Regions from separate parts of the Homo sapiens genome. Here all the other regions are linked to region 5. Evidence: chromatin contacts called from ENCODE Hi-C or POLR2A ChIA-PET data. All regions are on one chromosome and are shown on one strand. The core of a region is the stretch at or near the end of the contact, and the rest is flanking DNA. Distances in the headings are between cores, read along the strand shown.

The links. Hi-C counts contacts between places; a loop is a spot of excess contacts on that map. ChIA-PET counts read pairs that join two places held with the same protein, here RNA polymerase II (POLR2A). Pooled maps may share reads with other maps.
Region 1: a map of CD8-positive, alpha-beta T cell shows a loop between it and region 5 (9-fold over the local background). The contact joins the promoter of SAC3D1 here to the promoter of STIP1 in region 5. A Hi-C loop is called at or near these places in 1 of 168 maps with a recorded cell type or tissue (CD8-positive, alpha-beta T cell) and 4 of 50 pooled maps.
Region 2: a loop to region 5 is called in a pooled map, with 7 times the contacts of the local background. The contact joins the promoter of PLAAT2 here to the promoter of STIP1 in region 5. A Hi-C loop is called at or near these places in 1 of 37 single-sample maps with no recorded cell type and 7 of 50 pooled maps. POLR2A ChIA-PET finds 5 or more read pairs at or near these places in 2 of 52 experiments (HEK293T and activated CD8-positive, alpha-beta memory T cell).
Region 3: a loop to region 5 is called in a pooled map, with 7 times the contacts of the local background. The contact joins the promoter of NRXN2 here to the promoter of STIP1 in region 5. A Hi-C loop is called at or near these places in 1 of 37 single-sample maps with no recorded cell type and 4 of 50 pooled maps. POLR2A ChIA-PET finds 5 or more read pairs at or near these places in 1 of 52 experiments (K562).
Region 4: a pooled map shows a loop between it and region 5 (4-fold over the local background). The contact joins the promoter of CAPN1-AS1 here to the promoter of STIP1 in region 5. A Hi-C loop is called at or near these places in 1 of 50 pooled maps. POLR2A ChIA-PET finds 5 or more read pairs at or near these places in 2 of 52 experiments (Panc1 and RWPE1).

The regions. Positions count from the first base shown.
Region 1 is chr11:65,039,768-65,042,496 of GRCh38, forward strand. SAC3D1 (SAC3 domain containing 1) reads left to right here and starts at 1,443. Exons shown (of 2, transcript NM_013299.4): 1 at 1,443-2,099. The coding sequence starts at 1,526. SNX15 (sorting nexin 15) reads left to right here. Exons shown (of 8, transcript NM_013306.5): 8 at 1-805. The coding sequence ends at 25. It overlaps ARL2-SNX15 (ARL2-SNX15 readthrough (NMD candidate)), which reads left to right. Exons shown (of 11, transcript NR_037650.2): 11 at 1-805. RefSeq lists silencers at 1,362-2,041, 2,062-2,111.
Region 2 is chr11:63,561,958-63,564,701 of GRCh38, forward strand. It overlaps PLAAT2 (phospholipase A and acyltransferase 2), which reads right to left and starts at 1,422. Exons shown (of 4, transcript NM_017878.2): 1 at 1,359-1,422. The coding sequence starts at 1,367. RefSeq lists a silencer at 2,379-2,458.
Region 3 is chr11:64,721,749-64,724,448 of GRCh38, forward strand. It overlaps NRXN2 (neurexin 2), which reads right to left and starts at 1,449. Exons shown (of 23, transcript NM_015080.4): 1 at 1,223-1,449. RefSeq lists silencers at 1,329-1,623, 1,610-1,909 and an enhancer at 2,290-2,339.
Region 4 is chr11:65,180,386-65,183,085 of GRCh38, forward strand. CAPN1-AS1 (CAPN1 antisense RNA 1) reads right to left here and starts at 1,449. Exons shown (of 2, transcript NR_145677.1): 1 at 840-1,449; 2 at 1-687. It overlaps CAPN1 (calpain 1), which reads left to right and starts at 1,543. Exons shown (of 22, transcript NM_005186.4): 1 at 1,543-1,628; 2 at 2,316-2,583. The coding sequence starts at 2,317. RefSeq lists silencers at 862-1,311, 1,913-2,207 and enhancers at 1,230-2,019, 2,020-2,700.
Region 5 is chr11:64,184,810-64,187,509 of GRCh38, forward strand. STIP1 (stress induced phosphoprotein 1) reads left to right here and starts at 1,362. Exons shown (of 14, transcript NM_006819.3): 1 at 1,362-1,461. The coding sequence starts at 1,453. It overlaps LOC124902686 (a long non-coding RNA gene), which reads right to left and starts at 872. Exons shown (of 2, transcript XR_007062712.1): 1 at 1-872. RefSeq lists an enhancer at 485-554 and silencers at 675-814, 1,515-1,574.

The sequences.
Region 1 (2,729 bases), core at 193-2,692, 860 kb after region 5:
GCACCTGTCTCAACTCCCACCCTAACAGGGAGTGGGCCATTCCCTGGGACTCTCGCTCCTGCACTGCCAGCCCCTTCTCCTCTCCCCAGGGCCTGGCCCTACCTCCTGGTCTTGTAATTACAGGAGCCATTTCTGTAGGTAACTGGACCAAGAATGAGAAAAATAATGAATTCTTAGCTCCCTGATTACACCTGCCACCTTGGAATCAAGGACTCACACTTCTGACCCTGCCTGTCTTTTTGGGGTTTTTTTGAGTTGGAGTCTCGCTGTGTCGCCCAGACTGGAGTGCAGTGGTGGGATCGCGGCTCACTGCAACCTCCACCTCCCAGGTTCAAGCAGTTCTCCTGTCTCAGCCTCCCCAGTAGCTGAGATTGCAGGCACATGCCACCACGCCCAGCTAATATTTTGTATTTTCAGTAGGGACGGGGTTACACCATGTTGGCCAGGCTGGTCTCGAACTCCTGACCTCAAGTGATCCACCCGCCTCAGTCTCCCAAAGTGCTGAGATTACAGGCATGAGTCACTACGCCCGGCCCATGTCTGTCTGTCTTGATGTGTGAGCAGCAGCTGTGGTCATTAAACCATTAGTTTACCCCTCTAGAACTGGGGTCTGCAAACTCCCACCTGCAGCCAAATCTGGCCCACCTCCTTTTTAATGTAAGGGCTGTGAGAGTGGTTTTTACTTTTTTTAATGATTAAAAAAATCAAAATAATATTCTGTGACAATGACAGGTGAAATTTATATGTGACAAGTGAAAATTATATGAAATTTAAGAGTCCATAAATAAAATTTGTTGGAACACAACCAGGCTAATTCATTTAGTATTGTGATAGCTGCTTTCGCGCTACACTGGCAGTTGAAACAGTTGCAGAGTTGAGTCTTTGCCGCCTGCAAATCCCAAAACATTTACAACCTGGCCCTTTGCAGAAAACATTTGCTGGCCCCTGAGCTAGAAAATAGGGAGCATAGTCTCAGGGAAATAGAGGACAAGCCGATGGAGCCGGTTTATTGGGTGGAAGGGACGAAGGAGAGGAACCCAAAGCCCGGGTACTTGTCTCAGAGGCCCCAAAGCCAAATCCTGATTGCTCAGCGGGCTGGAAGGCGTGGCCTCAGCCCCGCCCCGCCCCGCCTCACCACAAAGCGGTTGGTTGCGGCAGGGACTACACCGGTGTATCATGGGAGCGGCCCGGGCTACACGTTAAAAACACTAAGGGGAGCGCGCGAAGCTGAACTTGGCGCTCGATGGGGGCCGTTAGCCGCCCTAGAGCGCGCGGAGCCGCAGAGGCGTAGCTGGACTACAACGCAGTGCATCTCGGGAGGCCAACTCGACTGGACTGGGTGAGAGGACAGAGGTGGCTCGATGGGCGGCCCGAAGGCCGGGGATCATGGCGGGAAGGCGGGCCCAGACAGGTTCAGCCCCGCCCCGACCCGCCGCTCCCCACCCCCCGGCCGGCCTCGCGTGCCTTCCCGCAGCACTGCCGTCCCCGGGATGCTGAGCGCCCACCGTCTCCCCGCAGCCCCCTCATGCCCGGCTGCGAGCTGCCCGTGGGCACCTGCCCGGACATGTGCCCGGCCGCCGAGCGCGCCCAGCGCGAAAGGGAGCACCGCCTGCACCGCTTGGAGGTGGTGCCGGGTTGCCGCCAGGACCCGCCCCGCGCGGATCCGCAGCGCGCGGTGAAGGAGTACAGCCGACCCGCCGCCGGCAAGCCCCGGCCCCCGCCCAGCCAGTTGCGTCCGCCCTCCGTGCTGCTGGCCACCGTGCGCTACCTGGCCGGTGAGGTGGCGGAGAGCGCCGACATCGCCCGCGCCGAGGTGGCCAGCTTCGTGGCAGACCGCTTGCGAGCTGTGCTCCTGGACCTGGCGCTGCAGGGAGCGGGCGACGCCGAGGCAGCTGTGGTGCTGGAGGCGGCGCTGGCCACGCTGCTGACCGTAGTGGCGCGGCTCGGGCCCGACGCGGCGCGGGGACCCGCGGACCCGGTGCTGCTGCAGGCCCAGGTGCAGGAGGGCTTCGGCTCGCTGCGGCGCTGCTACGCGCGGGGCGCCGGGCCGCACCCCCGCCAACCCGCCTTCCAGGGCCTCTTTCTGCTCTATAACCTGGGTGAGTCGGGATCCTGGCGGCTGGGCAGAGCGTGGGGACAGGAGCCCACCATGACAGTGGAGGTAGGGAAAGGAAGGATTAGCTTTAACATCTCACCATTAGCCCCCTCCCAGGACAGCACAAGATCCACCGAGCCCCGACGTGGGACCTCGGGCCCATCTCTGGGTCTTAGTTGTCTCAGGAATAAAAGTGGAGGGGGCAAGGGTGGAAAGGGAGAATTGGTCTAAATAGTGATTTTCAAACTTTTTTTTTTTTGAGTCTCGCTCTGTCGCCCAGGCTGGAGTGCAGTGGCGCGATCTCGGCTCACTGCAACCTCCGCCTCCCTGGGTCAAGCGATTCTTCTGCCTCAGCCTCCTGAGTAGCTGGGATCACAGGCGCGCGCCACCACACCCAGCTAATTTTTGTATTTAGTAGAGACGGGGGTTTCACCATGTTGGTCAGGCTGGTCTCGAACTCCTGACCTCGTGATCCGCCCACCTTGGCCTCACAAAGTGCTGGGATTACAGGCGTGAGCCACCGCGCCCGGCTGATTTTCAAACTCTTTTAACCTCCCCGCCCAGTCAGGGTTACCAAGCAAACAAGAACACATATGCCCACGAATATACCTGAGACAGAAGTTTAAGGCATTAG
Region 2 (2,744 bases), core at 172-2,671, 620 kb before region 5:
TAGGCATCTTTGGAGGATGGAAAAGAATCACCCTATTATTCCAAAAGCTGGTAAATAAAGGAAAAGATTCAAGCATTTCCTAACTGAATTGTCCTCACGGAATGCAATTTAAAACTACAACAAACCCCAAAGCTACAAACCAATACTTGTAAGGTAGCCATATATGTATGCAAAAACAGAAAAATATTTGGAAGAATACGCACCAGGTTGTACAGAGGGGAAAGGCTGTACAGATGGGAAGGATGGTCAAAGGGGACATTAGTTTTTATGCTAATAGTTTTGGTTTTTGGCTTTTGGCTTTTTTTGAGACATGATCTCATTTTGTCACCCAGGCTGGAGTGCAGTGGCACTATCACAGCTCACTGCAGGAAGCCTCAGCCTCCCCAGCTCAAGTGATCCTCCCACCTCAGCCTCCCAAGAAGCTAGGACTATAAGCACATACCATTATCCTTGGCTAATTTTAATATTTTTTGTAGGGATGGGATCTCACTATGTTGCCCAGGCTAGAGTTTCGGTTTTTCAGACAAAGTGAATGTGTTCACGTATTTCTCCTGGAATTAAATACATTCTTTCTTTTTTAAGTCGAAGCTTTAGAGTCAGAGCCTCCTAAGTTCGAATTCCCTCTCTGACTTTTGGGCAGCCCCCTCTCTATACTTACCAGTATATCATTCCTCCTATCCATGAAGTTGGCAGTAATTATGCCTACTTCATAGGATTGCTTATTAACTACCTGGTGTGGATTAAATAAAAGAAGTGTTTAGCATGGTGTCTGGACCCCTGAGCACTTGGGAAATGTGGCTGCTATTGGGTCTAAAGGAAGAAGGAAACTAAGAAGGAATTGGAGGGAAGGAGGGAAAGTAGAGGGACTGGCCCTGCCTGGAGGCGAGGGAGACAGAGCCCTTTCTGACAGCCCCCATTGCCACCCACACAGCTGGAGCCCTTTCCCTGGACCCTCCCTCCCCAGCTAATCCCTCCCACTGAGGATGATGTGACAGAGGAGGCGGCCTGTGGGGTAAACCAAGGGCTGCTCTCCCTGAGCCCACCATTCCTGCCTTCAGGAGGCTTAGCAGAGCCACTGGTAGTTTGGCCAGAGGAGGGCTTGGAAAAGCATAAACGCAAACTTTGGCCACAGTAGAACCAGACCCCATGCGGCAGCTGAGGCTGGGGAGCCTCCAGGGTCATAACCCAGCACCGTGGTTCCTTCCCACAGTGTCTGAGAGAGCCAGACCCCCAGAACTCAGCATGTGCCCATGTGCCCTCCATGCCAGAGCTGTAGACCAACAAGAATACACATAATCATCACTAATAGGGTGGTTGTTCCTCAAATCAAAGCTTTAAAACCGTTTCTGGGGACTTACCAAAGCCATCCTTCCTTCAAGATGATGTCTTGTGTGTTGCTGACTCTGTGTCCAGCCTTAAATTAGCTCTGAGTTTCACTTTCCCTGTGACCCAGCCCATATACAACTATTTCAGAACATAGGCTGGGTGCGGTGGCTCACACCTGTAATCCCAGCACTTTGAGAGGCTGAGGCGGGAGGATCACAAGGTCAGGAGATCGAGACCATCCTGACTAACACGGTGAAACCCCGTCTCTCCTAAAAAATAGAAAAAATTAGCTGGGCATGGTGGTGGGCACCTGTAGTCCCAGCTACTCCAGAGGCCGAGGCAGGAAATGGCGTCAACCCAGTAGGCAGACCTTGCAGCGAGCAGAGGTCGTGCCACTGCACTCTAGCCTGGGCGGCAGGGCGAGACTCAGTCAAAAAAAAAAAAAAAAAAAAAACAGAACATAGATCAAGGTTCATGTAAAATTTTCCCTGTCTTCAAACAGGGGCAGAGCACATATCAAGTAGGCAAGGCGGCATGAAAATCAGCCAGACAGAAGAGGAATCAGAGCTCAGGATATAGATTGAGAAGGACTTAGTGGCAGTGTGGTCAGGGGCACAGCTGACAATCACCAAGTTTCAGGTGGAACAAGCAAGATCCAGTGGTTGTGGGGGCAAGGGAGGATATAGAGACAGAGACCATGGGGGAAAATTTCAAAAAGGAGAGAGGAGCCCCAGAGAGACTGAGATTCATGCCTCCAAATTGGGAATGATGGTTGCCGGGACAGGCAAACATTTCCACCAACCTCAAACCCCATGGCCCTAGAAAAATCGTATTATTGGAGGCACATTCCTCTACCCTGGAAACAGAGTGAGCCTGCTTGGACAGCAGTATAGAAACCACTCCCCTTTCTGCCTCTCACCCACAGTTCAGAAACACTCATTCCACACCAAATGGAAACCAAAACCCAGTACTGGGTGTGTAGAGGTTGCTTCTTTGAGGCACCTGCATGCTTATCTCACCCAAGCTCCAAATAAGTATCTCTTCTGTCATCTACATATAGTTGTCCGGTCCTGAGCAAACTGGACAGGAAGGGGTGGGTGGGGCTGGGGGGAGCTGAGCATCCTCACTGTGGGGCATGGGGGCGAGGACCAATAACTTACCCTCTTCAGGCTATAAACAAACAAACAAACAAAGAGCTTTAGTGTGGGGATGCAGATGGACTGGAGCCAGAACTGGAAAACTCTTTGGGAGCCACAGCAGTTCTGCATGACCAGCTACTCCCTCAGCTCACGTGGTCATGTGGTCTTGCTCCCATGGAGACGGCCTCTCTCAGCACCTCCACTCCATTCTCCTCTGAGTTGCAGTGGGACAATCTTCAAAGTATTCCTTCTGGAGGGAGACAGTAGGGTTGGCTTGGC
Region 3 (2,700 bases), core at 199-2,698, 540 kb after region 5:
GGAAGGATAAGAATGAATGGAAGAGGAGAGACGCCCACCCGCCAACACATGAAAAAACAGGGCTATCTGGAAGCCCCCAGGGCAGCCAAGGGACTGGGGACCCAAGACCCACCCCCTAAAAATCTATTTCATTATTCCAGGTGGACAGCCTCCTCCTTCACCTCCAGACACCAAGAAAAAGCCCCTCCCAGCCCTTGCTAGCTCAATGAGGCATCGAATGCCCTCTCCCAAGATTCAGGAGGGGGGTGAGAGTAAAGGAGACAACAGCACCCCAAAGCCAATTGTGCCCCAAAAGCCCATCAAGGGTTCAAGGGCTCATACCCCAACCCAAAGACCCCAGGGAAGATTGCTGCTTCAGCTGGGGGAGGAGGCTGGGACATGAGAAATGGTCCCTTCCTCTTTAGGGGTGGGGGAGCAAGCCAAGGGCCCTGCAGCTTCCTCTCCCCCTGCAGCACTCTCTGACCAGAACCCTGTCACCGCCCCCAGCGCATTCCCACCCCAGCAAAGCCCCCTCCTACTGATTTCCCAGTCTCCCTGTCTCATCACCCCCAGCCTTCCCCCGCAAGCTTCCGCTCCTCTCCCTCAGACCCCATCTTTCCCAGCTCTCCACCAGCACAGACCCATCTCTGCCTGGAGCACCTTGGCACATTCCCCTCTGCTCTCTCCCAATAACCTCTTCTCCCCTTGGCTCCCATCCCCCAGGAAAGCCTGGTCCTCAGTGGGTCCCCTCAGGACGAAGCCCTTGGCCTGGCCCCTTTCCTTCCCTCTCCACTTCTCTCTCTTCTCCAGCCCCCTCTCCTCTCCTCCCACGAAGCCCAGTTTCTCGCTGGTTAGACCCTCCAGAACACAACAGCTCCTCTGGCCCGGCGCTGCTTCAAGCCTCTGGGGCTAGCACAGACTGGGGACCCCCCTTTAAGAACCCCCTCTAAGTCCTCTGGATGCCCCTCCTCTCTCCATCCCTTCCCCCAAAGACCCTTCCTCCCACCCCTCCCCATTCTCCTCAGCTCTCAGGGCCAGTGCCCCTTCCACAGGAGCCTCCGACCCCCAAGCCCCCAGCGGCTTTGCCTCCTCGCTGTCACCGGGCCAGCCCTCTCAGCGCGGCGCCCCCGCCCCCCAATTCATCCGTCCTGCCTCCCTCGCCCCCTCCGATCCGCTCCCCTCCCCCGATCGGCTCCCGCCCCCCGCCCGTCTCCGCCGCAGCGCCCCCCCCCCCCCATTTTACCTGGTTCTCGGGGCGCCAGAAGCTGGAGGGTGGGTAGCAGAGCTACAGGGCCGCCCCGTCTCCGACGGGTGGCAGAGCCAGGGCTAGCGGTGTCTGCCGCCTCGCGCCTCTCTCCCTCCCCGCCGCGTCCCCGCCCGCCCGCCCGCCCCGCCGCGGTGCCTCTCCGAGGAGGATGCTCCGCGAGTCAGGGCGGCTGCTCCCGCCGCCGCATCCCTGCAACACCGACTGACGGCAGCATCAGCACCAGTGCCCGCCCCCGAGACGCGCGCATTGGACCACGCTGCGCTGACGGGCGAGCAGCGCAGCCAATGCAAGGGCTCAGAAGCCGCCAGTCCAGCGGCTCCACAGGCCCACTCCCTCCCTCGCGCGGGACCCAGGCGTCCCGGCCCCAGCACCCGCGCTCCTCCCAGCCTCTCGAGGTTCTCGGGCGCCCGGGCCCCCAACCAGGCGGGCCCCAAACCCGGCCTCAGTGTCTTTTCCGGGAACCCAAGCACTCTCGCCCCTCGCCCCTCGCCCCTTAGTTCGGGGCCTTGGGTCCCGCACCCTCCCCCCACGGCCAGCAGGTCTTCGCGCAGCGCGGGGCTGGGACAAGCCGAAGGAGAGGCTGTGGACCCCGACTTGGGACGCCGCGAGAGCAGGGCTGATGCGGGGCCTGGGCCGCAGCGCCCTCTGCTGGCTACCCCCAGGGGCGGGCCCGGGCTTCGAGGAGCCTAGAGAAGGGGGACTCGGTGGGTCCATGGCTGCTGGGGGCTTTTTCCAGTCGGTAGCCTGGCCCCCACCTCCCACCGTCCGGAGGGCCCCTGGCTTGGAGCCCCCAGAACTGAAGAGGAAGGGGCTTTGCTGGGATAAAGACGGAGGCGGTGGGGGAAGGAAAGGCAGAGATGGGGGCGGGGTAGACCTAGGAACTTGGGGGTTTCCCAGTCCTGCCTCATGGGAATCCCAGAGTTTGAGGCCAAACTCTCAGTTCTGCCTGGAACCCTGGACCGAGGTACGAGTAGGTGTGGGGGCAGGGTTGCGCCTGCACATGCCTGGTGACTGAGGGCACCTGGCAGCAGCCCCCTTCTCTGTTCTCCTCCTCCCATCCATGAGTTTCAGTTAGAGTGGTGCTGGGGGGCGCAGGTCTCTCCTGTAAGGGTACATGCATCACTGTGCATGTGTATGAGTGTGGGGGACTGGGGGACACCCTTCACTCACTCCGCCAATAAAAGTGTACACACACTGGCACTTAGTGTGTATACCCCGAGGTTGGTCACTGGGCTGCTGAATGAGACAGTGAGAGACAGAGTGTGTGTGTGTATGTGTGCCAGACCATTCTGCCAGCTCACTCCAGGACCCTGGTTTCTGTTGCAGGGTCTGTGATCTGCACAGCTGGTGGTAGTTGGCACTTCCTTAGCCAGAGGCAACATGCAAGAACACTTACATTCAACCACCAATGCATGGACATTGGGGCACTCACAGCCATGCACACATATCTGTGA
Region 4 (2,700 bases), core at 199-2,698, 1.0 Mb after region 5:
AAAAAGAAATCTTTTCAAACCCAATATTGTTAAGATTGTCTCCATTTTTAAAAAAAAAAGTTTTATGGTTTGGCCATTTATATTTAGGTGTGTAATCCAGTTTGAGTTAAATTTTGATGGTGTATCCTAAATAGTTATCAAATCCATCTACTTCTGCCTGCCACCTCTCTAGTTTAAACCACCCTTCTCTGTCCCTGGACACCTGCGCAGAAAGCCTAGGAGCTGGTTCCACCCATCACTCACCAGGTTAGGTATTTCAGGCAAGTCACACCCTCTCAGGCCTCAGTTTTCCTCTTTTGTTAACTGAGGGTGAAAGTGGGGTTAGATTAGATCAGCGGCTCTTAACTTTTGAGGGGTCGTGGGCCCTAGAGTCCTGGGAACGCTATGCAGTTTCCTCAGCAAAATGCTTGCATCCACAACATGCAAGACTGCAGCAGCTGCTGGGCTGGGGCTGCGAGACCAGCGAAAAGCCCTGACTTGGGGGGGTCTCGGGAGTCTCTGCAGTCTCCCCACCCACACCCCCGGCCTCCGCGCCGAATCCTGGCCCCCCAACTTCTTGCAGCCCGTGAAGCAGGATCTCAGGGTCCTGGGGGTGGGGAGAGGGGGCTGCCGTCCTGCTCGCAGCCTCTGCCGCCCTCTCCTGGGTAAGGTGACACATGGGCGCTTCCAGGTGGGTGGGCTGAGAGCCTGGGGGAGAGAACAGGGATGTCCACCTCTCTAAGTTTCCAGGTTCAAGAAACCCCAGAACGTTAGAGAAAGATGGGCTCCCACAATTGCCCAACCCCATCCCATAGGATGCACGCATGCGGAAAGTCGGGCCGAACGGGGCAGGGACTTACCCAAGGTCACGCAGCGAGCCCGGTCCCCCTGCGTTCCCCGGGGAGCGCTGAGCCGGGACGCGGCGGTGGGGTGGGGAAGGGGAGTGGCGCGGCCCTGCGGGGTGAGGCTGCCGTTTGCTGAGTGTCCGGCAGGGGTCTGCTCGCTGCCAGCCCGGCCCCTCCTCAGAGCAGCTGCCGCAGCCCGAGGTAATCTCGGCCCCGCGCCGGGGCTGGCTGGGAACGGCGGGAGCAGCTGCGGTCGCGCGGAGCGAGGGGAGCTGGGGACCGGGCGGGCCCGGGGCTGCGGGAGGCGGCGCCGCCGCACAATCGCCCCGGAATGCCCGCCAGGGCGCGCGTGGGGTGCGGCCGTCCGGCCCTGCAACTCGAGCTGCTGCCCCTGGTTAAAAATACCCCCTGCCCGGCCCTCCCCCTCCGTTCCCCGCGGTGCCCTTCCGCCGCGCCCCAGCCCCCCCATCCCCCCCCGCGCTGGCCCCTCCCCGGGGACTGCTCTGCCTTTTACTAATTTGTCCTCTCGCGGAATTGGCCCCCGGCCTGCGGAGGGAGGGGCGGGGAGACACCGTGAGTAAGAGATAGTCAGAGACCGTGCCGGAGAGATAAGGGAGAGCCGAGAGGAAGCGGGGTAGGAGCCCCAGGAGGAGGAGGAGGAGAAGGAGAGAGGGAGGGCGGAGGGCGGAGGGGCGGCGGGAGGAGGGCGGGGAGGAGCGCTCTTCCTGGTTGGGCCCTGCCCTGAGCTGCCACCGGGAAGCCAGCCTCAGGGACTGCAGCGACCCCCAAACACCCCTCCCCCAGGTAAGAAGCTGGGTAGCCGAGCCGGGATTCCTTGACCCTGGCCACTGCTCCTGGGCTGAGGGGCTGCCCCAGCACGGTCCCTTCTCGGGGGCCTCTGCGTTCCTGGAGCAGGGGTGGGGGCTGGCGGAGCGGCACAGCCCAGGCGCCTGTCCCAGCCTGGCTCACCGCTGTCCCCAGGGGCTGGGCTAGGGCCCACCAGCTCTGATATCGAGCCTGCTGCGGGGGCCTGAGGAGGGGGACCCCGACCGTCTGGGGTTTTCAGCCCACGGCAAGGGGCCGGTGCACCAGGAGCTTGGTTAGTTTGGGGAGGGGGTTGCAGGCCTGTGAACAGGATCAAAGAGGCCTTCCCTGCTGTGTCCCACCTGCCCAGTTCCTTGTGCTGTCTGGAGGCTCCGCCCTGCCCCACCTGACCTGCTGGCTCACTACAGAGCTGCAAGCCCCTGACAATGGGATCCGGGAAAGGAGAGGTGGCCGGCACGCCTGGGAACTGGGAAATCCCTTTCCTGGATTCACTGGGAGCACCGGGAGGTGGCTGAGAACCCTACTTCTGTGAGGGGAGCAGTGAGGCAGGGAAACCCTAGGTTTGGGGATGGATAAGCAGGGGCAGGAGAGCAGAGCTTGCAGGCAGGAGCCCAGGTTCTAGTCTTGGGAAGGCCTGGGTTCTGAGCAGGCCCATCTGTCCGGCAGGATGTCGGAGGAGATCATCACGCCGGTGTACTGCACTGGGGTGTCAGCCCAAGTGCAGAAGCAGCGGGCCAGGGAGCTGGGCCTGGGCCGCCATGAGAATGCCATCAAGTACCTGGGCCAGGATTATGAGCAGCTGCGGGTGCGATGCCTGCAGAGTGGGACCCTCTTCCGTGATGAGGCCTTCCCCCCGGTACCCCAGAGCCTGGGTTACAAGGACCTGGGTCCCAATTCCTCCAAGACCTATGGCATCAAGTGGAAGCGTCCCACGGTGAGAGGGGCCATCCTGGGTGGGACTCGGCTAAGCCAGATCCTGGATGAGGAGTAGGGATGGGACTCCATGTCCCTGGTGGGGAATGGGGTCTGGGGTGGCCTGGTGCCAATTTCT
Region 5 (2,700 bases), core at 112-2,611:
TTTGCGGATCTGCTGCAACTTGGCTGCAGTGTCCAAAATGGGTGGGGCAGGTGGAATTAAAGATGAGGCTGTGGAGACAAGCTACTGGCAGAGAGGACACACTTTAAACCCTGGGAAGATATCATTACCCAGAGAGGGGGAAGGATGAGGACACTGCAGAGCCCAACATCATCGCCAGACCCGAGTCATGCGGCTCCTTTGTTCCAGGAACCAAGGCTGACCCTAGAAGCAATAGCAGCATTTTCACTCCGCAGGTGCATCTCTTCCACGCTTTGGGGTGCCTGCCCTGCCTCCGACTTCTGGGGCTGGGATTTAAGGCCCTACCAGGGCACAGCTCGCCAGCTCACAGGCGGTCAACTACTGATTCAGTTCTTCGTCTCCTTCACTCCTTTACATCGGACTCACGAGGGCTGAGGGGCAGCTCCCTTTCGTTAAGTGCTTCCCGCGTGCTCAACACCGCACGAATTCCCCTCGGCCCTACAGGACCAAACGACCGGCGCGCTGAGAAAGGGTGTGCGGTTCCACTGAGGACGCCCAAGCGGGACAGCCGGGCCCGCCGCGGTGAGATCCCCGGCCTGTCCAGCCCAAGCCCAAGCGCCCTCGCGGTCACGTGGCATTTCCGGAACATTCAGAACCTAACAGCCAGGAGGCAGGAGGGCCGGGCCGAGGCCGGAGCGCTGGACAACGCGGGTAGCTGGCGCTCGAGGGACAGGCAGCTCCCACCGGCTAGGACCCCCATCCCGATGCGCGGGCGAAGGGCTGGGGCCCTGTGCCGCTGGCGATCCCGGGGACCGCCTGGAACTCGCGGCACTCGGGAGCGAGAGGGAAAGCAACCCAGAGGCCCCGCAGCCGCCGGCGACACAGCTACAGACCCCGACTGCAGCCGGTACTCCCATATATCAGGGGCGGGGCGAAACCCGGCCTTTTGAAGGGCAGCGATTTAAACCAATCAGCGCAAAGAGTTGGCAACCCTCCGCCCAATTGGAATCGCTCTCATTCTGAAGGCGGTTCCGACATGGAGTCCGGCAGCCCAATGGGAGAGGTGGAAATTTCCAGAACGATCAGAACCAATGGGCGCGGCCAGCGCGGCTACGATTGGCAGTGCAAAAGACCAATCCGTGTCGCAGAAGTTCGCTCCTCCCTCCATTCGTGGAGCCTGAGATGGGTGGGTTTATAGAGGAGCGCCCAATCCTGAGGTGCGGGGGAGGCAGGGTTGAGGGAATTACTCCCCGCTGTCCAATGAGAAGGAAGTGGAGATGATGGGCTGGACCTCAAGCCAATAGTAGAGCAGCACAGACATTCCCCCTAGAAGAACTCGACCAGTGAGCAGGCGAGGAAGGGGCGGGAGCCGGGGTCCCGGTAGCTTCTAGTAGGTTCCAGAAGGCGGCGCGTGCGGTTGGGAACGCGGAGCGGACGGATTCGATTCAACGGGGTTCCGGACCGCGCTGCGCTATGGAGCAGGTGAAGGGGGAGGGGCGGGCTGAGGCCCCGAGCCTGCTCGGGGACCGGCGGTGGCCAGGCCGCGGTAGGGGGGCGGGGCGGGCGCCGGATCCAGGAGACCGGAGCTCGGCGCTGGGGCCGGACGGGGCGGCGGCGGGGAGGTGAGGGCCGCGGGCGGCGGGCGGGAGCGGGATCTTTAGCGAGGCCGGCCGCGGGGAGCGCCCATCGCCCCCTGGTTGGGCGAGGAGGGCCCGGCGGAGGCCACAGCTTGGGTGAGTCCGGCCGGCGGCGGGAAGAGGGGTCGCGACCGGGCCCTGAAGGCGTCCCGAGGGGGCGGCTGCGGGCCATGTTGGGGAGGGTGCGGGCCGCAGGGGGCGGGGTGGAGGTGGGCCGGGGGCCGGGGTCCGCACCCGCGAGGTAGCCCTCCGGGAGATCTCAGACGGCCGACGGAGAAACCGCTCGGGACTTAGCCACGAGGAACTTGGACGGATCCAGGGAGCGGGGACGGGGATACACTGGGAGTAGCCGAGGATCTTAGCAGCCTGGGATGCAGTTGGGGCAAATGTTACTCTTCTACATCTGAGAAGGTCAGGGTGGGAGAGCGTTGAGCGGGGGTCTGAGGAGCGACAGACCGACTCTACCTGATGCGGGAAAGGGAAGGGTGCCGCAAAAGTCCTTGGGACGAATTCCATCTCTGACAGTGTTTTACAAATGTATTGCGGCCCCTCCCCCTCTTTTTGTATGCTTGTGTGTGTGATTGTCGAGTGACCGAGGACCAACACTTCCGAAAGGTGGGTCTGAAAGATGGGTTTCTGACGACCCGGGGGTGGTTGTAGACAATTTACAGAGATCAACCGCTGGAAGTTATGGGCCTCTACTGAGCATTTGAGGGGCCGAGTTTGAAGCGGTTGCTGCTTCCTTTCAGTGACTTGGTTATGTCCTCAGTAGCTTGCGGTTATGAAAGGCCTAGAGGTTTTGTTCGATTTGAAGCTGTCATTGAGCTGTAATGATTCATCGGAAGAAAAAGGACAAAACAACCTCCAAGAAACCTCTACCAACCTCCGAGAAATCATCCTCCCGCTCGGGAGTACTACTGTCTTCGCTCCGGGCCCATAACACTTGGGGGTGACAATTCTGAAACTATACCTGGTATCTGGTTCTTACTTCAGGGCCATAAAACTAAGATCGCCCACACTCTCCCCTTAAATAAGACATCTCGATGGACTAGTGACTACCATCCTTTTTTTGGTGTGAGCTACA